Regions from separate parts of the Homo sapiens genome. Here regions 1, 2, 3, 4, 5 and 7 are each linked to region 6. The links are chromatin contacts, found by Hi-C or POLR2A ChIA-PET in ENCODE. All regions are on one chromosome and are shown on one strand. Each heading gives the region's core, a stretch centred on a gene start or an enhancer-like site at or near the end of the contact. The rest is flanking DNA. Distances are from core to core; before and after follow the strand shown. Region 1 holds the start of LIMK2 (LIM domain kinase 2). Region 2 holds the start of PIK3IP1 (phosphoinositide-3-kinase interacting protein 1). Region 3 holds the start of LINC02558 (long intergenic non-protein coding RNA 2558). Region 4 holds the start of RNF185 (ring finger protein 185). Region 5 holds the start of PATZ1 (POZ/BTB and AT hook containing zinc finger 1). Region 6 overlaps PISD (phosphatidylserine decarboxylase). Region 7 overlaps LIMK2 (LIM domain kinase 2).

Region 1 (2,707 bases), core at 97-2,596, 420 kb before region 6:
ACCTGCCACACCCAGAAGAGAAAAATCTGACCGGCATCCGGTTTGAATTAGAGCAGGAAGGAAGAGAATTGTGCTCGCCTTTGTCTTTGCCTTTGCCTTTGCTTACCCAACTGCTGGGACCAGAGGCAGCTGGGTTGAACTTTGTCTTTGGTCAGGGGTGGGGGTGGAGGGGACAGAATCCATTTCCCTGGGCTCCATCCTCTTTCTGGTCATTTGGACATGTTTCCTGTGATCTAAATCTGATGTAAGGAAATGACAATTGTGAAAGACCCAGCGTGAGAGAATCTGATGGGAGGGTGGGTCATCAGGGACCAGCTGGCCTGGCTGATGATGTATTAATATCTTAATCACACAGAGGACCCCAATCTCCTTCCAAACCTAATGAGCGGAAGTGGTTCTCAAAGCTACTCAGCCAGCTAGCAGCTGCCATAACCCAGTCAGCTGTCCTAACTCTTAGTCCTGTAATCCCTCCTCCTCATAGAAGATTGTAAACTGGCAGCCCACAGGGCAAATCTAGTGGCCAGGTGTGTTTCATTTGGTCTACATGGCATTTTAAGAACTTTTTGATGCTATCAACATTTTTTAAAAGTGGCAAATTTCACCTAAATATCTGGATTTTTGGCATGTTTTGAAAGGTTGGAAGACCTGGGAATGGTAGGCCCATGTTCCTGCAGGGGAGTGCTCGTCTTCCAATGCGGCGCACAAGCTCCAGCGTCCTGCGCTAAACCTAATTGGCCTGGCTGAGGATCTGCTCCTGGAATGCTGGTTGGTCGCCTCCAACTGTCTTTGACTTAGAGATTATTTACTGTCAGCTTACTCATAGTGGCGCAGAGAAGTGGTTTCTCTGAGCTAGAAGCTTCTAAGAAAAGTCCATCCTCAAAGCTGTTTGTGGGATAGACCTGGCTCCTCCATTGTAATATTCCTGATTCCAAACACTACTGGAAAGAGCTCTGAACTGGCAGTTAGCAGGCCTGGGCTCCCATCCCGGCTCTCCTCCTAATGAGCGAAGCCATTTCAATGTAGTCGAACTTAGCCTCTGATCCTTAACTTTCCCTATCTGTAAATGAGGGCGACTAGATGGGTGCGGACTGTCATCCGTGTTGAGACTTCCGGCCCCCGCAGAATCAACCTTACCGGCGGGAGCACCTCGAGGGGACGCCGCTCGCACTAGGGGGCGCCAGGGCCGCTGCAGAGCCCGAGCCAGAGCCAGGGGGCGGGGCCGCGTCTCGGGAGCGAGGCCTGAGAGCGGCGGGGCGGGGCGTCGGCGGGCAGTCCCCTGTGCCAGGTGTGGTTTGGTCCTCCCAGGGCGCCGTAGGCGGTGCATCCCGTTCGCGCCTGGGGCTGTGGTCTTCCCGCGCCTGAGGCGGCGGCGGCAGGAGCTGAGGGGAGTTGTAGGGAACTGAGGGGAGCTGCTGTGTCCCCCGCCTCCTCCTCCCCATTTCCGCGCTCCCGGGACCATGTCCGCGCTGGCGGGTAAGGAAGGGCTGCTCCGCCCTGTCCCGCTGTTATCTCCGAAGTCCGGTTCCATGGCGCCTGAGGGAAACCGGCTGTCTCTCGGGGGTTTCGGGCTGGTTGGGTCCTCGTGGGTCCGAGCTCCTCAGAAAAGCTGGGAGGCGGGGTGGGCACAGCGCTCCCCAGGCATTTGGAGGGTGGGACTCCGGGAATGGGGAGGCAGGGCATCCTGGAGACAGAGGGCTCCGAGGGGCAGGCGGGTTGGGAGGCTTCCCGCGAGTTGAGGTCCCGGGGAGGAAGAGATTCTGGGTCTGCCAGGAATCCAGCTTTTTGGAGGGACCTGGCGGCCGCAGACCCCCAAATTAACCCTTTTTAAGGAAGTTGAAAAGCATGGGGTTCTCTTATAGTGGAAGCTCTGTGGAATTTGAGGAGTACAGGATCCTCTAGGGTTCAGGACAATTAGGAGAGTTACCCCGGGTTCTGGGTTTTCTGAGGGAAATGGAGGATGTGACTTCCCTGCCAAGACCCAAGGCTTCTCGCGGGCATCTTGGTGTCTGGGAGTCCCCCGGGGCTGGGAGCTCTTTGCAGAAAATAAGGGAGTATGGAGCCCCTTGAGGTTTAGGACAGGACTAAGGGTAAGGAGAGATCGGACCATTCTTTTTGGGGCCCAAAGATCTCTGCTACAGGTGGCGAAAGTAGGCCACCTGGGGTTCTGAGTCCTCCTGTGGAAGCTCCCTTGGCCTCTCTAGACTAAAGACTAGAGGGATTCGGCCAAACACCTCCTGGAAGGAAGAGTTGTCTAAGGGTGAAGGGTAGCTTCAGAGTTGGGTTAGTTGCACCTGCAGTCACCTCCCCGCCACCTCACACACCACCCTGCAGCTTCCTGCCTTCCCCATCTTTTCCCCCAGCAGTAGGAACCTTCTGTCTCCTATGTTTCCCAGCCACCTGTGTGGGTGGCCCACCTCTGGGTCCACCAGGGTCAGCGTCCAGAAGCTTTGGAGAGGCGGCAAGAGGGTATTGAGGTGGAGGGGGGCTGGCTATCTGCCCCCTGCTTCCTGGCTTTCCGTCTGTGGACAGTCACTTCCTTCATCTTGAATGCAAGGACTGGGCTACCAGTGGGTCACTTCCTCAGCAAGGGAGCATGGGATTTTCTCTTCACTGGTGATAACAGACTTCTGGAGAGAGCTAGGGGTGGAAATGCCTAAAACAAATTTTTTTAGGCTGGGCGTGGTGGCTCATGCCTGTAATCCCAGCA
Region 2 (2,700 bases), core at 134-2,633, 340 kb before region 6:
ATGTGTGCCGGGGCTGGCACCGGGAACGCGGCCGCCGCCCGCCAGCCCCGGGGCCGTCCCCCGGAGGACACTTACCCGACACGGGGGCCGAGGCCAGCCCGCTCTGCGCGTCCAGCCAGTTGAGGCAGCGGAGGCCCGGCGCGGGGGAGGTCTGGTCCTCCCGGTACAGGTGGCCGTTGTCCCAGAAACAGCCTGTGAGGAAAAGAAGCCCCCGGACACAGAATAGCGGGCAGCGAACGGAAGACGCCCAGCGTGGCGGACAGGGGAGCCGGGACCACCCGGGCTGAACCTCAGCCTGGTTAGGGGACCCCGGGCCCTGCTGGGCCTCCCTCTCCTCTCGTGGCAACACCCCCACGCCCCACGCACCCCCCCCCCCCAACTCCACGCACACCTCAGGGTGTGAAGCCCCCAGCCTGTGCCTGTCCCCCAGTCAACGCTCAGAGACTGTTAGGTTTTATTTATTTTTGAAACCTGGAAAGCGCTGCAGAAGTGCAAAGCGTTGTTACTCTTGAACTTGTGACCACTTTGGAGGAGGAGATGGAGAGGAGGAGGCCTGGCTTAGGGTCCCTTTGAGGAGCTGGGAGTTTTGGGACGGGGGGCGCCCAGACGTGACATTTGTCCCTGTGTTGTAATGGCCACGTTACATAAACTCCGGTGTTTCCTCCTTCACGGATACGGCCACCTTCTGCCCGTTTAAAAGGCAAATACTCCCTCCCAGGAGAATTCTCCAGGAGCCTTGACTCCGTCAGGCAAAAGATTCAAGACAGCCTCAAACGGAGGAAACCGGCCTCATCGCTGACTGGATGAGACTCCAAGCTCCCACTCCCCTCTGCAGGAGAACCACAGAAGGAGGCTGGGGAAGGAGGACCACACCATGCAAAGGGCTTAGAAAGAACAGGACTTGGGGAGTAGGGGAGATGAACCCCCAAGCTCCATCCACTCATGAGCAAGGAAAGGCAGAGAGAAAGTGGCTTCTTGCCTTTGTTCTTAATGGCAAAGATGGAGCTGCAAGCCCCTGACAAGGAAAGGAGGGGTGGAAAAGCTTTCACGGGACAACAGAAACCGGCTAAACGCTTCGTTTCCTGTCATCCTGGCCCTGTTTGGGAAATAGGGGGCTTTACCCCTTCTGTTTCATGAAGTTGCTGCGGAAAGGAAAGATTGTAATCTCACCTCCAGATCCATAGGCTTCTGCTAGGAGCATGTTGCTGACGAGGAATGCTTGTACCCAGGCCAACAGCATCCTTGCCTCCTTCGTCTTGCAGGTGATTGAACGACCAGTGTTTAACCGAGGCCCCCTTGGCGGCGGCTCTGCCTCCCAGTCCCAGCCTTGCAGTCAGACCTGCCCTTGTTATGCTGTTCTGGTAAACAGCCTCTCTTTAGAACTGGGAGCTTCCCAGCTAGCTTGCTGCAGCGCGAGCTGTTTTTCAGCTGAAAGGCGCCCCCTGGGTCCTAAGCCTCCTAGGTCATGCAAAATCTAACTGAGCCAAGAAAGGAACTCAGCCAAGAGATATGCAGGTTGTGCTTAGCAGCCGATCAGTTTGAGACCTGCGAGGCCGCATCCCCAGGGTTTTTCATCTCTTCTGTTTCCATTTGTGTGAGTACAGAAAAAATAATTCTATCAAGGGGCATCATGGGATGTGGGAAATTATAAGCACTAAAACACAGAACAACTTAGGGAGCTATGCACCCAGGAGGAATTCATGACCACATAGGGGGGAAAAAATAAGAGTTTCTGGTGGGGAGTGGAGTAATAGTTTTTTTTTTTTTCTTTTCTTTTCTTTTTGAGACAGAGTTTCACACTGTCGCCCGGGCTGGAGTGCAATGGCACAATCTCGGCTCACTGCAACCACCTGCCGGGTTCTCGCAATTCTGCCTCAGTCTCCGGAGTAGCTGGATTTTTTTTTTCCCTCACTCTATAGGAAATCCATTTGCTGTAATTTATATCCATCATTAAATCTCACCATATCCATTTGACTTAGGCCTTTTGGAGTTAGGCAGAAGGGCCCTTCTTCCTGTTTGGCTGACAGCTCCCAGGCAGCCTCAGTAAACTGAGAGAGAGAGCAGAGTGATTCGTCAAGACTACCTTGTGACAGGGGCACACCACCACAACCCAGCTAATTTTTTGTATTTTTAATAGAGACGGGGGTTTCACTGTGTTGGCCAGACTGGTCTTGAACTCCTGACCTCGTAATCCACCTGCCTCGGCCTCCCAAAGTGTTGGAATTACAGGTGTGAGCCACCGCGTTCGGCCGAGTAACACTTTATACCCATCCTTGAAAAAGAAAAAGGGCCTTTATGAACACTGACACTTAAAAAAAAAAAAAAAAAAAAAAAAAAAAAAAAACAGTGTAACTTGGCCAGGGTCAAATCTGTCACATTGCTTTTTCTTACATTTGAGGTTTTTTGGGGTGTTGTATATAGTAGGACTATAGAAGGAGTATCTTTAGTTGAAAACACATGTTATGCAAACATGGAAAAATTTGCTCAGCTACATTGTAATAGTCTACCCTTTCTGCCAGCCCTAAATTGTATAGAGGAATTTAAGTAAAATGTTTGCTTTTTTTTTTTTCCCTCACCCTATAGGAAATCCATTTGCTGTAATTTATATCCATCATTAAATCTCACCATATCCATTTGACTGAGGCCTTTTGGAGTAGGCAGAAGGGCCCTTCTTCCTGTTTGGCTGACAGCTCAAGTTCC
Region 3 (2,700 bases), core at 81-2,580, 330 kb after region 6:
TAATTGGGGCCTTTAGTCTAGCCAAGTTGACACAGTAAAAAAGACATCACACTCAGCAGGGCATGGTGGCTCAGTCCTGTAATCCTAGCACGTTGGCAGGCCAGGGCGGGAGGATTGCTTGAGGCCAGGAGGTCCAGACCAGCCTGGGCAATGTAGAAAGACACCATCTCTCCAAAACATAAAAAAAGATAAATTAGCTGGGCTCGATAGCTATACCTATAGTCCCAGCCACTCAGGAGGCTAAGGTGGGAGAATCACTTGTGCCCAGGAGTTTGAGGCTGCAGTAAGCTATGATCATGCCACTGTACTCCAGCCTAGGTGACAGAGCGAGACTGTGTCTCAAAAACAAACAAACAAAAAGCAGTGGAACGTTGCTTTACATATATTAGAGCACTTACCACATGCCCTGTGGTTAAGTGATTTGCATGCAGCATCTCAGTTAATCTCAGAACATCCCGTGACGCAGGTATCCTTCTTGTCCCTGATTTTACAGTTCAGGAAACGGCCTCAGAGAGGTGAGGAGACGCCCACAGTCGCGTGGCATGGTGCACCTGTGTTCTGAACTGTCACTTGCCTCTCCCTGTGAGCCTCTCTTTACTCTGCCTTGTCTTCTTGTCCTGGGGCAAGAAGTTAGGGTTCAAGACCCTTCGGGATGTGAGGATGTTTCTGCCACTCTGGACATTAGTTTTCTCCCCTAAGTGGCTCTATCTCTCCCGGCCTGAGTTTGGAAGGGAGACACCATTCTGGTACGACTTTTCTTAGGCCTGTGCTGCCATCTATGGGGCTCGAAGGTGCTCGCCATGCTCCAGACCGGCCACCTGGCAGTCAGGTGAGCTTGCAAGTGTGAAGAGCAGCGGGATGCGGGGGAGGGAGCAAGCCCAGTAACAAATAAAGCAAATATCATCGGCCCTTGTCCTCAGCTGCTCGCTCAGGCCCCCCAGAATCCTGTAGCATTTCTGGGGATTAAGAGGGTGGTGGGGTTTTCACCTCTATCACGTCTACTGCCAGCCTGGCGCCCAAAGGTTCGGCCGTCATCCGCCCCAGCGGGTCCCTGGAACCGCCGGGATGCCCAGGCTGCCAGGGGGTCTAATGGGGAACTGGGAGTTTCTTTCAGGTCACAGGATAGGTCTGCAGTGCGACTCAGGCTCCCGCGGGGACCTGCCCACTCGAACGGGGGAGGAGGAAGAGGCTCCGGGGGAGAGCCAAGGAGGCGGGGAAGAGGAGCGGCGTCCCGGGAAAGGGGATGCTGGAGCTCCTGCCGACGCTCCACCTGTAGCCCCGCCCTTGACTCCGCCCACTTCCCCAGCCCCTCCCTTCCAGGCGCAGCCTCGAGGTGGCGCTGTGGAGCCGCGCAGGGTCTAGGGCGACTCTCTGAGGGAGCCGCGGCCGCCAGGCTCCGTGGGTTTTGGTTCAGGCGCCGGTTAGTGTCGGGGTAGGCCACGCAGTGAGTTGGCTTGAGGCAGGAGGCAGGCGGAAACCGAGGCTGAGAGGCTGGCTGTCGCTGCCACCCCTCAGCAACCCCAGTGCAGCTGGTCATCCTGTCAGCCGATCAGTCAGTCGCGTCCCCAGCCCGGCTCACACGCCTCCTCCATCAGTCCCTCAGTCAGTCCCTGCGTTTCCTGTCTTTCCCTTGCCTTTCTCCCTCTTTTTTCTTGTCTTTTCTTTCTTTCTTTTCCTTCCTTCTCTCTCTATTTCTCTCACTTTCTTTCCTTTTCTTTTTCTTTTTATGAGAGGGGTCACCTCACTATGTCACCCAGGCTGGAGTGCAGTGACGTCATCTCGGCTCACTCAGCTTCGACATCCTGGGCTCAAGCCATCCTCCCGCCTCGGCCTCCCAAAGCTCCGGGATCACAGGCAGAGCCACTGTATCCGCCCAACCATTGCGGTTCCTGCCAGGTGGTCGGCTGGCAGGTCGGCCCTTGTCACCTGGGTCCCCGAGCCCTGCACACTGTGAGGGCGAACAGAGTCCATGGAGGATGGTGAGGGGAGGAAATATGTGGAGCCCAGGCCTTGCTTTTTCTGTTTTTTGTTCTTGTTGTTGTTGTTGCTGTTGTTTTGTTTTTTTTTTTTTTAGACGGAGTCTCGCTCTGTCGCCCAGGCTGGAGTGCAGCTCACTGCAAGCTCGGCCTCCCGGGTTCACGCCGTTCTCCTGCCTCAGCCTCCCGAGTAGCTGGGACTACAGGCGCCCGCCACCACGCCCGGCTAATTTTTTGTATTTTTAGTAGAAACGCGGTTTCACCGTCTTAGCCAGCATGGTCTCGATCTCCTGAACTCGTGATCCGCTCACCTCAGCCTTCCAAAGTGCTGGGATTACAGGCGTGAGCCACCGCGCCCGGCCTCTTTTTTTTTTTTGAGTCTTGCTCTGTTGCCCAGGTTGAAGTGCAGTGGTGCGATCTCTGCTCACTGCAACCTCTCCCTTCCGAGTCCAAATGATTCTCTTGCCTCAGCCTCCTGAGTAGCTGGGATTACAGGCACTCACCACCACGCCTGGCTAATTTTTGTGTTTTTAGTAGAGGCGAGGTTTCACTATGTTGGCCAGGCTGGTCTTGAACTCCTGGCCTCAAGAGTCTGCCCGCCTCGGCCTCTCAAAGTGCTGGGATTACAGGTGTGAGCCACTGTGCCCGGCCGTTTTTTTTCTGTTTTTGGTCAGAGTTACTTGCCAAAGGGCTTTGGTTTTTTCCCCTCAGGATCTCCCAGGCC
Region 4 (3,097 bases), core at 356-2,855, 480 kb before region 6:
CGCCTGGCTAATTTTTGTATTTTTAGTAGAGATGAGTTTCACCATGTTGGCCAGGCTGGTCTCGAACTCCTAACCTCAGGTGATCTGCCTGCCTCGACCTCCCAAAGTGCTGGTATTATAGGCGTGAGCCACCGCGCCGGCCTTTATCTACTATGTTCACCTCCTACTCAGGTCCGATCCCTAACCGTTCCTGGGATAACTGTAGGTACTTAATAAATGCTTGTTGAATGAATGAAGATGGCTGTCAAGAACTCCAATGACTGCTTGAGTGCAAATCACAAGCTCCATCACCTATCAGTATGTGATTTGATACAATATGTATTAACAGCTAATCCACAATCCATATTCAAATTTCATTACTTGTCCCAATATTGTCCATTACAACTATTCCACCACCACCACTACCCCAGTCCAGGGTCCTATTTAGAATCACACACCACATTTTGTTGTCATGCTTCTTTAGTCTCCTTTAAACTGGAACAGTTCCTCAGCTTTTCTCTGTTTTTCATGACAATGAGTTATTTTGTAGACAGTGTCCTTCATTTGGGGTTCTCTAGCACTTCCTCATGAGATGTGTACGGTGCACTTTTGACAGAAATACCACAGATGTGTTCTCAGTGCATTTTATTAGGAGGCCCTTGATCTGACCCATTAACTAGTGGTGTTAACTTTGATCACTTTGATCTGTTTGTTCTGCTAGGTTAAACCTCTGTAACATCACCATTTTCCCTTTGTAATCAATAGCTAATTTATGGGAGACACTTTTGCTGTTGTAAACATCCCGTTTCTCTAGTTTTACCACACATTATTGATTTCCTAATTCCACCATGTTTATTAGCTAGCATTCTACTAAAAGGAAGACTTTCCCTTCACCCATTAATATGCTCACTTCTTTATGTTTGTAAAGACTCATGGATTACTATTTTATTCAATTAGTTATACTCTATTACTATCACTCCATATTTTGATTCTGAAATTGCCCTGACTTGGCCAGTAAGATCTCCTTAAAGACAGCTCCTGTGTTCTTTGACACATTCCCATGATTCTTATTACCATCATCCTTATATTCTGGTGTAACAAGATGTTCCAAGTTTATCTGGTACTTTCCGGAATGAGTTAGTTCTTTCTCTCTCTCTTTTTTTTTTTTTTTTTTGACGGAGTCTCACTCTGACGCCCAGGCTAGAGTGCAGTGGTGCGATCTCAGCTCACTGCAACCTCCGCCTCCCGGGTTCAAGCGATTATCCTGCCTCAGCCTCCCGAGTAGCTGGGATTACAGGTGTGCGCCACCACGACCGGCTACTTTTTGTATTTTGAGTACAGAGGGGTTTCACCATTTTGGCCAGGCTGGTCTCGAACTCCTGACCTCAAGTGATCCATCCGCCGCGGCCTCCCAAACTGCTGGAATTACAGGTGGGAGCCACCGCGCCCGGCCGGAATCAGTTTTTTTCTTTTAGGAGCCCCGAACCCAAAGCTCTTTGAAAAGCTGCCGAAGCTCCAAGGTTCCTCCGCTTCCTGCCCGCAGGCGGAACCTTAGAGCTTCAGCCATGGAAATTAACCTCTTCCGGTTGGGGCCGGAAGTCCCTCCGAGAGGGGCGGCTCCGCGTCATGTGACTGGAGTCCGCGTAGGAGGGGTCGGAGGTCTTACCCAACAGATTGACGCGGCGTTAGTATTGGCCGTGTACCCGAAAAACTGATTGACTGGGCTGGCGTTAACTGTGCGGAGGCAGGTATGTGAGGGGCTGGGGTTGGGGCGGGGGCGCCAAAGTTTAGGGACGGGGGCGGGAGACCCGGGTCCGCCTTCCCAGGACACACGGGCTTGAACATCTGAGCCCAGGGGCCCAGAGACAGCAAGACCGGTCGTGTCTGTCCCCGAAAAGAGGACGAGCTGGCGTTGTGGTTCTGCGTCCCATGAATACAGATTGGGGAAACTGAGGCCTTGCGAAAGAGAAGGGCTCCCACAAGCTCTCCTTTCGAGGCATGGGCACTGATTCCCATTCTATCCCCCGTGCGAGACCGCCTCTATCATCTGGGAGTGCATTTCACGAGTTTGCCCTGAGTGGAGAAGCAGAGGCCGGGGAGCGCGGTGAACAGAGTTGGGCTGAAAGTAAGAGACCTGGATTCGAGACTTCGCCACCGACAGACAATTGTGCGTTCTGGGCCAAATCTCTTCCCTGTGCTGGGCCTCAGTTTTCTCGTCTCTAAAACGGGGCAGTGTTTTTCAAAATATGGTTCTTACACCATCTGCTTTGTAATTCTCTGAGATGCCGGCTTTACAGCGCGGGACTCAATTCAGACTTCTGGTTTAGAATCTGAACTTATGCGTAGGGGGGTCCTGTATATACTAATGTTTGAAGCTCATTGATTTTAAGTGCTTTCCTGCTGTGAGCACTAGATATCCATTCTTCGCTTTGAGGCAGCTGGTGCCAGTTCAGGAACTTTGAAAGAACTGGAATGGTTAGCTCAGTAAAGAGAGCACTGGAAGGGAATTAACTTTTTAAAAATTGAAAATACTGTTACGGCAAAGAGGGCTTCCACTTCATCTTTAGGCTAAAAGAGGCAGAACTAGGACTAACAGGTGAATTCTACAGGAAGGCAAGATTTTTGCTTAATAGAAGAACTTAAATGGAAGAATCGTCAGAGGTGACCACCGATGGAGTGAATGGATTGCCTCCGTGCCTCCTTTCGAGGGAGGTATATAGGTATTAGATGAAGGTCCTTTCCAACTTGAAAGTCTGTGATTCCAAGGAGTTGTTCTGCATCTTTCTGGTGCTGACTCTGCTCTCAAGGCAAATGTGACTTTTTTCTTCTCTTTTGACACTTCCATCACTTTAGCCTACATCTCCTGTAAATAAGGCCAATGCATCTGACCTTACATAATCTCTTCCTGGTTGTCCTGTGCACCATCCTTCTTTTCAAGGACTTTGGAATGACCCAATATCTGATAGAGGCACCTTAAATGTTTATTGAATGAATAAGTAAACTGGGTCCCACCCCATGGGTTAGTAGCTTTTTTCTAAGAACAAGTTGGAAATGCCTCTGAAGATTTTATGTTTGACCAGGAGAAGCCAGTGAACTCTGAATCACAAAATTGAGGACT
Region 5 (2,826 bases), core at 167-2,666, 290 kb before region 6:
AGGCTTGGCCTGCAATGGCTGCACCAGCCGCCCGAGCTGCCTCCTCCTCTGGCTGCATGCTGCCGGCGATGCCATTGCTGTTGGCTGCCAAGGCTGCCCCGTTGGTCATGTCCAAAGGGAAGCCCAAGTCCGAGGTCCCAGGGGGGCGAAAGAGCATTATATCGGCGCGGGCAGGGGGTACCAGGATCTGTACGTTGGACTGTTTGATGACTTCCTGGCAGATCTCGATAACCGACCTCATCAGCAGGAACTTGGCGGCCGTCATGAGTTCGGGAAAGCTCTCCAAGCGCACCACGATGCGGGAAGTGTAGGCGAAGTCCAGAATGTCCCCAAATACCTTGGAGCTGATAGTGTGCATCTCCAGCTCCCGGCTGCCCCCGGCCCCGCCGCCTGGTGCTGCCGTCGCGCCCCCTACATCAGCCGGACCCCCGTCCGCAGCTCCGCCGTCGCCCAACTGGGCGCTGAACACCGACTCAAAGTACTCGCTGCAGGCGGCCAGCACGGCGCGGTGCGCTGGGAAGCTCTCGTCGCCTACCCGCAAGAGCACGTCGCAGAAGCGCCCGCCGTTTTTGCGCTGCTGGTTCAGGTTGTGCAGCATCTCCGTGCTGTGTCTGCTCACCTGGTATGTGTAGCAGCCAGACGGGCCGCACGAAGCGTCGTTCACCCGCTCCATGGCCGCCGCCCCCTCCCACTAGCCCGGCCGCTGCACCTGCCCGCCCCCTCCCTTCCCCTCAGCAGCGAGAAGCGGGGCGCAGCAGACGTGTCCACACTCCCCACACGTGCCGGCCCGAGGCTCTGTAGTCTCGCAGGTGCGCCGAGTGTACACGCCCCCAGCCCGGATCAGACTGTCTAGACTGCGGGGTGCACCACCCCCCACATAGCCAACCCCCGCCCTCGCTGGACTGCGCGCCACTCTCTCCTCTCCGCCCGCCCGCCTCCCCTTCCCGGTCTACCTTCCGGGGGGGTGCGCGAGCGAAGAGGTGCGCCCCTCCTGCAAACGCGCCTGCCACCTCCCCTCCCGCCCGCCAGGCGGCGCCGGCGCGCAGCCAAGAAGGGCACGCGCACGCGGGGAGGAGAAGGAGGGGTCCGCCGCGCAGGCGCGCGCGCGCGCCGCGGCTTTTCCCGGGCCCGCTGGGGGCGCGCGCTGCGTCCCCTGCAAAGCGCGAGCCGGGGCGGGGGCGCCGGAGCGGAGGAAACAAAAGGCGAAGGCGAAGGCGGCGGCGGCGGGGCGCGCACGGGGGCGGTGGCGCGGGCCGGGTCCCGGAGCCTGGAGGGCGGTGGCGGCGGCGGCGGCGGCTGGAGCGGGCGGGCGGCGGCGGCGGCAGAGTAGGCCCTTCCTCAGGCCGGGAGAAGGCGGCGGCGGAGCGGCGGCTGTGCGGCCCCGGGCTCCGTGTGTTCGGAGCGGAGGAAAGATGGCAGCGGCTGCACTTCCTCTTGCACTTTCACCCCTGGGGGGAGGAGAAGGAGGGGGCGATACCAACAACACCCCCCCTCTCGCTTGCAGAAAAAAAAGAAACGGCGAGCTCAGAGTGGGGGCCCCGGCGTCCCCGGCCTTGCACGTGCGCGCCCGGATGCCTAGCCCGGGCCGCCTGGCGCTGCAAACTTTACACTTTCTTTGTGCCGAGCGCCCCCCCCTCACCAAGACGAGGATGCACGTCCCCCCTTCCCTATTTATACACCCCCCCCCCGCAGTCCGCTCCCCCCGCTTCCTGCCCCCCCTCCCCATTCCCCAGATCCGCCAATGCTAGAGCAGCCTGAGCCCCCGTCCGGCCCCCGCCTCCCCACCCCGCCCGCGGGGCCGGGGGCTGCAGTCTCAGCCCCCCCGGACCAATGCAAACGAAGCGCCGAGCCAGCAAACCAGCTCCCACTGCCCCTCCCCTGCCCGCTGAGAGTGGCGGCTAGCAGGGTGGGGGGGCAGGAACTGAGGGGTGCGGATCCGGGCCCCCCAGCCTGCGAAGCGCACTCGCAGGTCGAGCGGGCGTCGTCCACCCTTCGGAGCCCCGCTTTCATGCGTGAAATTCCCAGAAGTCGCCTGCGACCGCCTCCCTGCTTCAAACACCAGAGAGGGCCCGGGGTCCTGGCCGGAGACAGGCCGAACCTCCGGAGCTGCTTCTGCACCCGGTACATTGATCGATCTGATGGGCTGCGCGCCCGGAAGAGCTGGAGAGATGAAGCCAGCGTCCAGCTTCTCCCCCAAACCACAGCACGCCGAGCTTTGTCCCCGGGGAGCGTGAAGTCACCAGCTCCGGGAGGCGACAATATGAGGGCGATGGACGGGGCAGGGACCCCCGGAAGCCCCAGCAATCCTCAGGGAAGTGGGGGTGCCGGAGGAGTCGGGGACACCCTCAGGCCTCTCCAAGCCCGGAGCATCCCCAGCGCCCGCAGCCCTGTGAGACGCCGGGTGCTCTGGTAATGGGCCCTGCCGCCAGGCCTCGGCGCTTTGTCCCCGGCCCGCCCGGGGATGCTACCACGCTAGAGTTGTACACCAAGGTTTGTCTTCCCAGGAAGCGCTGGCGGCTGCCTTTGGGCCGCCTGGCGCGGAGCCCCAGGCTGCAGGCGCCGCGTGTGCGGGCGGGAAGTTCCCACAGTTGCAAAGAGGCAGCGAAGTATGTGTTCCAAACTTTCCACGGTTCCAAACTGAGCGCTTCCATTAAGAGAAGCGGTGTGCGGGGGAAAAGCATTCTGGGTATTAGCATGCAAATGAACGGGCCCGGCTTCCAACTCCGCTCGGGATTCCCACCGCTGCGCGCCGAGCTCGCGCCCAGCCACGCGCGCCCTGAGGCTTCCGGGCGTTGCCCTGGCGGATGATCCGAGTTCAAAATCGAG
Region 6 (3,099 bases), core at 488-2,987:
TGTGAATTTCATGCACTACTTCTAAGGGGATGCCCTGTGCCAGGGAACAGAAGGTAGCTGCGGAACAGGGGTAAAAGGTGTCCTCAGCTAATTCTCATTTCCTGGCTCTTGGCTAATTCTCATTCCCTGGGGGCTGGCAGAAGCCCCTCAAGGAAGATGGCTGGGGTCTTAACGGCTAGTACAAGAAACCACAGGCAGGCATCAGCCTCCCCAACGTCTGGGCAGAGAGGCCAGGCAAGCACAAAGTGCCTTCAGGCTATTTCTCTACACACCAGATTCTCCTATCCCTGCCCAACTCCCCACTCATCTTTGAGAATCGTTTTTGGCAGTCCCACTAGCCTGCAAGATGTCCCGGATACCCCTGGCACATTCAGAGCCCCACCAGCAGCTCCCCAAGGGCCCTGCCCAGGCACTCAGGAAGGGCAGACTGGGGTGGAATTCAGAAAAAGTGCTTTAGGCCAGACGTGGTGACTTAGTGTCTGTAATCCCAGCACTTTGGGAGGTCAAGGTGGGCAGATCACCTGAGGTGAGAAGTTCAACACCAGCCTGGCCAACATGGTGAAACCCCATCTTTACTAAACATACAAAAATTAGCCAGGTGTGGTGGTGCACGCCTGTAATCCCAGCTACTCGGGAGGCTGAGGTGGGAGAATCGCTTGAACCTAGGAAGCAGAGGTTGCAGTGAGCTGAGATTGCCACTGCATTCAGCCTGGGTGACAGAGCAAGACTCCATCTCAAAAAAAAAAAAAAAAAAAAATAGAAAAAGAAAAAGAAAAAGTGCTTTTAGGCCTGGCACGGTGACTCATGCCTGTAATCCCAACACTTTGGGAGGCTGAGGTGGGCGGATCACCTGAGGTCAAGAGTTCAAGACCAGCCTGGCCAACATGGTGAAACCCTGTCTCTACTAAAAATACAAAATTACTCAGGTGTGGTGGCACGCACGTGTAATCCCAGCTACTCAGGAGGCTGAGGCATGAGAATCGCTTGAACCTGGGAGGTGGAGGTTGCAATGAATTGAGATCGTGCCATTGCACTCCAGTCTGGGCAACAAGAGTAAAACTCCGTCTCAAAAAACAAAACAAAACAAAACAAAACTGCTTTTAGGTAGAGCCTCCTGGCAGACAGCTTCATGCAGGGCTGCAGGTATCTTGAGTCGGCCATCCCTCGATTCCTTCCAGCCCAGAAGTTTAGCCTTGTGTTTAAGTTCCATGTCTTTTTTTTGGAGACAGAGTCTGACTCTATCCCCCAGGCTGGAGTGCAGTGGAATGATCTTGGCTCACCACAACCTCTGCCTCCCGGGTTCAAGCAATTCTCATGCCTCAGCCTCCCAAGTAGCTGGGACTACAGGTACCTGCCACCACACTGGGCTAATTTTTGTATTTTTAGTAGAGATGGGGTTTCACCATGTTGGCCAGGCTCATCTCAAACTCCTGACCTCAGGTGATCTGCCTGCCTCCCAAAGTGCTGGGATTACGGGCGTCAGCCACCATGCCCCGCTGAGTTCCACATATTCTTGAGACACGGTCCCTCCGCTTGTCCACACACTGACCGCTCAAAGCCATTGGAGGTAGCTCCCAGGTGGGTCCTGGGCCACCTGGGGGCATGGCTGTATGAGCCACCGTTCCGCCCTCTGCGATCTCCTCCTGCCCTAGAGTGAGCCCACAATTCTCTGAGGTCAGAGCTGGCCCCTGCCAGCCAGTTCCAGTGGCATAAGAACACTACAGGAGTTCAGGTGGCACTGGGGCAGGCAGGAGGCTCTGCTTCCCTGCCAACTTGACTATTTGCCCATTTCCACACTCACACCTATTAGGTAAGAAGTAAAATAGTACTAAAGCTCCACTCCCTGCCAGCATGGGGCCAGGTATTTACATACACATCACTCTTATTTAACAACTTTATGAGGGCATGAATGGCCCTATTTATAGATGAGAATAATAAAGCTACAGCATGTACATCGCTCACCAACATGGAGAACACGTCCGATACTGCCCACTACCAGGTACACCGCGGCGCCAGGACGCGTGCTGAGCACAGGCCCATGGGGCTCCAGGAAGGGGACAGGGAGAGAAGGAGGACACAGGCCACTTCACAGGGTTCTGCCTTATGCTTAGGCTGAATGGTGGTAGACCAGACAGGCTGATCTGTCTTTATTCCTTTTGATGAATTGGAATACTGTACTATACATTTTTTTTTTATTCTAAACGGAGGCTAGAAACAAGGAAGCAGCGCTCAGACAGGAGTGAGCATACCTGCAAGCCCAGCTGAGTAAGGCCTTTCCTGCACTGCTGCTCCCCAAACACCTCAGCCCTTGCCACAAGCCCCCAGGGCCATGCCTCAAAACAATAAAACCACCTTCCGGGTTCAAGCGATTCTCCTGCCTCAGCCTCCCAAGTAGCTGGGATTACAGGCACCCGCCACCACGCCCAGCTAATTTCTGGGTTTTGTTTTTTTTTGTTTTTGAGATGGAGTCTCACTCTCTCTCCCAGTCTGGAGTGCAGTGGCACGATCTCGGCTCACTGCAAGCTCTGCCTCCCAGGTTCACACCATTCTCCTGCCTCAGCCTCCCAAGTAGCTGGGACTACAGGCGCCCGCCACCACGCCCGGCTAATTTTTTGTATTTTTTTTAGTAGAGACGGGGTTTCAACGTGTTAGCCAGGATGGTCTCGATCTCCTGACCTTGTGATCTGCCCACCTCAGCCTCCCAAAGTGCTGGGATTACAGGCATGAGCCACCACGCCCAGCCTAATTTTTGTATTTTTAGTAGAGACGGGGTTTCACCATGTTGGCCAGGCTGGTCTTGAACTCCTGACCTCGTGATCCACCCATCTCGGTCTCCCAAAGTGCTGGGATTACAGGTGTGAGCCACCGCGCCCAACCTTTTCCCTTTTTTTAAAAAGATTACATATTCGTTGGGCGCAGTAGCTCACGCCTATAATTTCAACACTTTGGGAGGCCAAGGCAGCTATATCACTTGAGCCCAGGAGGTTGAGACCTGCCTGGGCAACACGGCAAAACTCTACAAAAAAAAATAATAATAAATAAATTAAAAAAAAAAAAAAAAAAAAAATATATATATATATATATATATATATATATATA
Region 7 (2,758 bases), core at 192-2,691, 360 kb before region 6:
AAGCCTCAGCCTGAGGCCACCGAGCTAGTAAATTTACAGGGACCAGTTTGAGACCAGCATTCCTCCCACTGCCCCTCAGCTGTGGTGGTTACAATGTTGTTTGTCTTACTGACTTGCTATCTGGCTTCCTGGGTGTCTACCGGCTGGCCCTGGCTCTGCCCTCTAGACCCACACCACGCAATCTTCATTCCTTTCCCACATGACTGCCCTGTAGCTATTCAAAGAGCTTGTCTCCCCCAAGTCTCCCCATCTACTGCCTCCACCTTGCCTTTTTCTGTCTTATCCTGGTTCTAGCCACTGCCTGAAATCATTTTAGGAATAAGACAGGACAGGGAAAAACAAAAGCAACCCCCTGTCCCACCTCTGAGTTCCACTCTCCAAGTCCCTGAGCCTCACCTCCAGGGCTCCAGTGGCTCTGCCATGAACCCACTGTGGGCTGGGAGTCTGCTGTGCACAGATACCAGACCCTCAGAAACACAAATGCCAAGTGTGTCTGTTTTTTTGTTTTGTTTTGTTTTGTTTTTTAGATGGAGTCTCATTCTGTTTCCCAGGCTGGAGTGCAGTGGTGCAATCTTGGCTTACTGCAGCCTCTACCTCCCGGGTTCTAGTGATTCTTCTGCTTCAGCCTCCCAAGTAGCTAGGACTACAGGCGTGTGCCACCACGCCCAGCTAATTTTTTTTTTTTTTTTTTTGTATTTTTAGTAGAGACGGGGTTTTGCCATGTTGGCCAGGCTGGTCTTGAACTCCTGACCTCAGGTGATTCACCCGCCTTGGCCTCCCAAAGTTCTGGGATTACAGGTGGAAGCCACCGTGCCTGGCCTGAGTGTGTCTATTTGATAGAGCTTTCTGCTCTGATTCTCCCTTGCTATACACCTTTTCTCCCCTTCTCAGTGGCTTCTCTTGCCTATGCTTCCTCCCCAGGGCCAGGTTTGAGAACATCCCCATGAAGTCCTGACCTGTCTTTTATCCTACCAGGACAAGACTGTGGTGGTGGCAGACTTTGGGCTGTCACGGCTCATAGTGGAAGAGAGGAAAAGGGCCCCCATGGAGAAGGCCACCACCAAGAAACGCACCTTGCGCAAGAACGACCGCAAGAAGCGCTACACGGTGGTGGGAAACCCCTACTGGATGGCCCCTGAGATGCTGAACGGTGAGTCCTGAAGCCCTGGAGGGGACACCCGCAGAGGGAGGACAGATGCTGCCCTTGCATCAGAGCCCTGGGAATTCCAGGGGAGGCCTGTGAAGCGTAGGACCGGATACCCAGAGCTGAGGATATTTTTCCCTTGCCAGGTGGGGCCTCACGATTTAGCTCCTGAGCTCAGGGGGCTGGGAACTGATCAGTGTCCCATCATGGGGGATAAGGTGAGTTCTGACTGTGGCATTTGTGCCTCAGGGATCGCTAAGAGCTCAGGCTATTGTCCCAGCTTTAGCCTTCTCTCTCCATGGTGAGAACTGAAGTGTGGTGCCCTCTGGTGGATAATGCTCAAACCAACCAGAGATGCTGGTTGGGATTCTTGAAATCAGGGTTGTGAGGCCTCAGAAATGGTCTGAATACAATCCATTTTGGAGTCTGAGGCCCAGAGAAGTTCAGTGAATTGCCTAGGAGCATACAGCTGCCTAATGGCAGAGGCTAGATGAACCCTAGTCTGGTTCTTTTCCACTTTAACGTGCAGTTTCATCCTAGGCAGTGTTATGTTATAAGGGCTCTCCAAGGCAGTTCACCTACAGCTGAGGAAGGACTATTTTCAGGTGGTGTCTGCGCAGGACAGCCTGTGGGGTGTCCCTACAGAACCTGTTCTAGCCCTAGTTCTTAGCTGTGGCTTAGATTGACCCTAGACCCAGTGCAGAGCAGGTAAGGGATGTAAACTTAACAGTGTGCTCTCCTGTGTTCCCCAAGGAAAGAGCTATGATGAGACGGTGGATATCTTCTCCTTTGGGATCGTTCTCTGTGAGGTGAGCTCTGGCACCAAGGCCATGCCCGAGGCAGCAGGCCTAGCAGCTCTGCCTTCCCTCGGAACTGGGGCATCTCCTCCTAGGGATGACTAGCTTGACTAAAATCAACATGGGTGTAGGGTTTTATGGTTTATAACGCATCTGCACATCTTTGCCACGTTCGTGTTTCATTGGTCTTAAGAGAAGGACTGGCAGGGTTTTTTTGTTTTAGATGGAGCCTCACTTCGTTGCCCAGGCTGGAGTGCAGTGGCACAATCTGGGCTCACTGCAACCTCTGCCTTCTGGGTTCAAGTGATTCTCCTGCCTCAGCCTCCCAAGTAGCTGGGACTACCGGCACACACCACCATGCCCGGCTAATTTTTGTATTTTTAGTAGAGACAGGGTTTCACCATGTTGGCCAGGCTGGTCTTGAACTCCGGACCTCAGGTGATCCGCCTGCCTCAGCCTCTAAAAGTGCTGGAATTAATAGGCGTGAGCTACCTCGCCCGGCCAGGTTTTTTTTTTTTTTTTTTTAGTTGAGGAAACTGAGGCTTGGAAGAGGGCAGTGGCTTGCACATGGTCGATAAGGGGCAGATGAGACTCAGAATTCCAGAAGGAAGGGCAAGAGACTGTTCATGTGGCTGTCTAGCTAGCTCTTGGGCCAAATGTAGCCCTTCTCAGTTCCCTTCAAGTAGAAGTAGCCACTCTAGGAAGTGTCAGCCCTGTGCCAGGTACCACGTGGACAGAGTGAGGAATCTTGGAAAGATTCCTACCTTTAGGAGTTTAGTCAGGTGACAGCATATCTCAGCGACTCAAACACACACAC

What was found. A loop is a pair of places that touch in the nucleus more often than their neighbours do. ChIA-PET counts read pairs that join two places held with the same protein, here RNA polymerase II (POLR2A). Pooled maps may share reads with other maps.
Region 1: a map of CD8-positive, alpha-beta T cell shows a loop between it and region 6 (13-fold over the local background). The contact joins the promoter of LIMK2 here to the enhancer-like site in region 6. A Hi-C loop is called at or near these places in 2 of 168 maps with a recorded cell type or tissue (CD8-positive, alpha-beta T cell and naive thymus-derived CD4-positive, alpha-beta T cell), 16 of 37 single-sample maps with no recorded cell type and 10 of 50 pooled maps. POLR2A ChIA-PET finds 5 or more read pairs at or near these places in 2 of 52 experiments (GM12878 and activated T-cell).
Region 2: a map of OCI-LY7 shows a loop between it and region 6 (7-fold over the local background). The contact joins the promoter of PIK3IP1 here to the enhancer-like site in region 6. A Hi-C loop is called at or near these places in 4 of 168 maps with a recorded cell type or tissue (CD4-positive, alpha-beta memory T cell, CD8-positive, alpha-beta T cell, OCI-LY7 and 1 more), 20 of 37 single-sample maps with no recorded cell type and 16 of 50 pooled maps. POLR2A ChIA-PET finds 5 or more read pairs at or near these places in 14 of 52 experiments (CD4-positive, alpha-beta T cell, CD4-positive, alpha-beta memory T cell, CD8-positive, alpha-beta T cell and 9 more).
Region 3: a map with no recorded cell type shows a loop between it and region 6 (8-fold over the local background). The contact joins the promoter of LINC02558 here to the enhancer-like site in region 6. A Hi-C loop is called at or near these places in 1 of 37 single-sample maps with no recorded cell type and 8 of 50 pooled maps. POLR2A ChIA-PET finds 5 or more read pairs at or near these places in 4 of 52 experiments (GM10248, HCT116, HEK293 and 1 more).
Region 4: a loop to region 6 is called in a map of CD14-positive monocyte, with 12 times the contacts of the local background. The contact joins the promoter of RNF185 here to the enhancer-like site in region 6. A Hi-C loop is called at or near these places in 1 of 168 maps with a recorded cell type or tissue (CD14-positive monocyte), 1 of 37 single-sample maps with no recorded cell type and 8 of 50 pooled maps. POLR2A ChIA-PET finds 5 or more read pairs at or near these places in 1 of 52 experiments (HEK293T).
Region 5: a loop to region 6 is called in a map of spleen, with 4 times the contacts of the local background. The contact joins the promoter of PATZ1 here to the enhancer-like site in region 6. A Hi-C loop is called at or near these places in 43 of 168 maps with a recorded cell type or tissue (B cell, CD14-positive monocyte, CD4-positive, alpha-beta T cell and 25 more), 37 of 37 single-sample maps with no recorded cell type and 40 of 50 pooled maps. POLR2A ChIA-PET finds 5 or more read pairs at or near these places in 20 of 52 experiments (CD4-positive, alpha-beta T cell, CD4-positive, alpha-beta memory T cell, CD8-positive, alpha-beta T cell and 14 more).
Region 7: a loop to region 6 is called in a pooled map, with 7 times the contacts of the local background. The contact joins two enhancer-like sites. A Hi-C loop is called at or near these places in 3 of 50 pooled maps. POLR2A ChIA-PET finds 5 or more read pairs at or near these places in 7 of 52 experiments (CD4-positive, alpha-beta T cell, CD4-positive, alpha-beta memory T cell, activated B cell and 4 more).

The regions. Positions count from the first base shown.
Region 1 is chr22:31,210,952-31,213,658 of GRCh38, forward strand. It overlaps LIMK2 (LIM domain kinase 2), which reads left to right and starts at 1,347. Exons shown (of 16, transcript NM_005569.4): 1 at 1,347-1,473. The coding sequence starts at 1,458. RefSeq lists enhancers at 888-1,067, 2,030-2,707 and a silencer at 1,048-1,447.
Region 2 is chr22:31,291,105-31,293,804 of GRCh38, forward strand. It overlaps PIK3IP1 (phosphoinositide-3-kinase interacting protein 1), which reads right to left and starts at 1,384. Exons shown (of 6, transcript NM_052880.5): 1 at 1,171-1,384; 2 at 76-192. The coding sequence starts at 1,240. LOC105372997 (a long non-coding RNA gene) reads right to left here. Exons shown (of 4, transcript XR_001755493.3): 3 at 2,626-2,700; 4 at 1,840-2,048. RefSeq lists a silencer at 37-156 and an enhancer at 717-766.
Region 3 is chr22:31,969,493-31,972,192 of GRCh38, forward strand. LINC02558 (long intergenic non-protein coding RNA 2558) reads left to right here and starts at 1,331. Exons shown (of 5, transcript NR_149128.1): 1 at 1,331-1,420. RefSeq lists enhancers at 461-510, 581-690.
Region 4 is chr22:31,158,577-31,161,673 of GRCh38, forward strand. RNF185 (ring finger protein 185) reads left to right here and starts at 1,606. Exons shown (of 7, transcript NM_152267.4): 1 at 1,606-1,727. MIR3928 (microRNA 3928) reads right to left here and starts at 1,543; the gene lies at 1,486-1,543.
Region 5 is chr22:31,344,930-31,347,755 of GRCh38, forward strand. PATZ1 (POZ/BTB and AT hook containing zinc finger 1) reads right to left here and starts at 1,417. Exons shown (of 5, transcript NM_014323.3): 1 at 1-1,417. The coding sequence starts at 673. It overlaps LINC01521 (long intergenic non-protein coding RNA 1521), which reads left to right and starts at 1,830. Exons shown (of 1, transcript NR_120386.1): 1 at 1,830-2,826. RefSeq lists silencers at 173-242, 793-1,212, 1,583-1,652, 1,703-1,922.
Region 6 is chr22:31,634,099-31,637,197 of GRCh38, forward strand. The region is part of intron 3 of PISD (phosphatidylserine decarboxylase); the gene reads right to left. Among named protein-coding and RNA genes, the nearest start is that of MIR7109, 14 kb to the left of the region's middle. RefSeq lists a silencer at 7-56. Within about 2 kb of position 1,738, at least 8 of the 41 ENCODE cell types and tissues checked have a DNase peak (open chromatin) inside an H3K27ac peak, as active enhancers do; they include dorsolateral prefrontal cortex and spleen, where a contact is called at or near this core.
Region 7 is chr22:31,271,555-31,274,312 of GRCh38, forward strand. LIMK2 (LIM domain kinase 2) reads left to right here. Exons shown (of 16, transcript NM_005569.4): 13 at 976-1,150; 14 at 1,898-1,953. Among named protein-coding and RNA genes, the nearest start is that of PIK3IP1, 20 kb to the right of the region's middle. Within about 2 kb of position 1,442, at least 9 of the 41 ENCODE cell types and tissues checked have a DNase peak (open chromatin) inside an H3K27ac peak, as active enhancers do.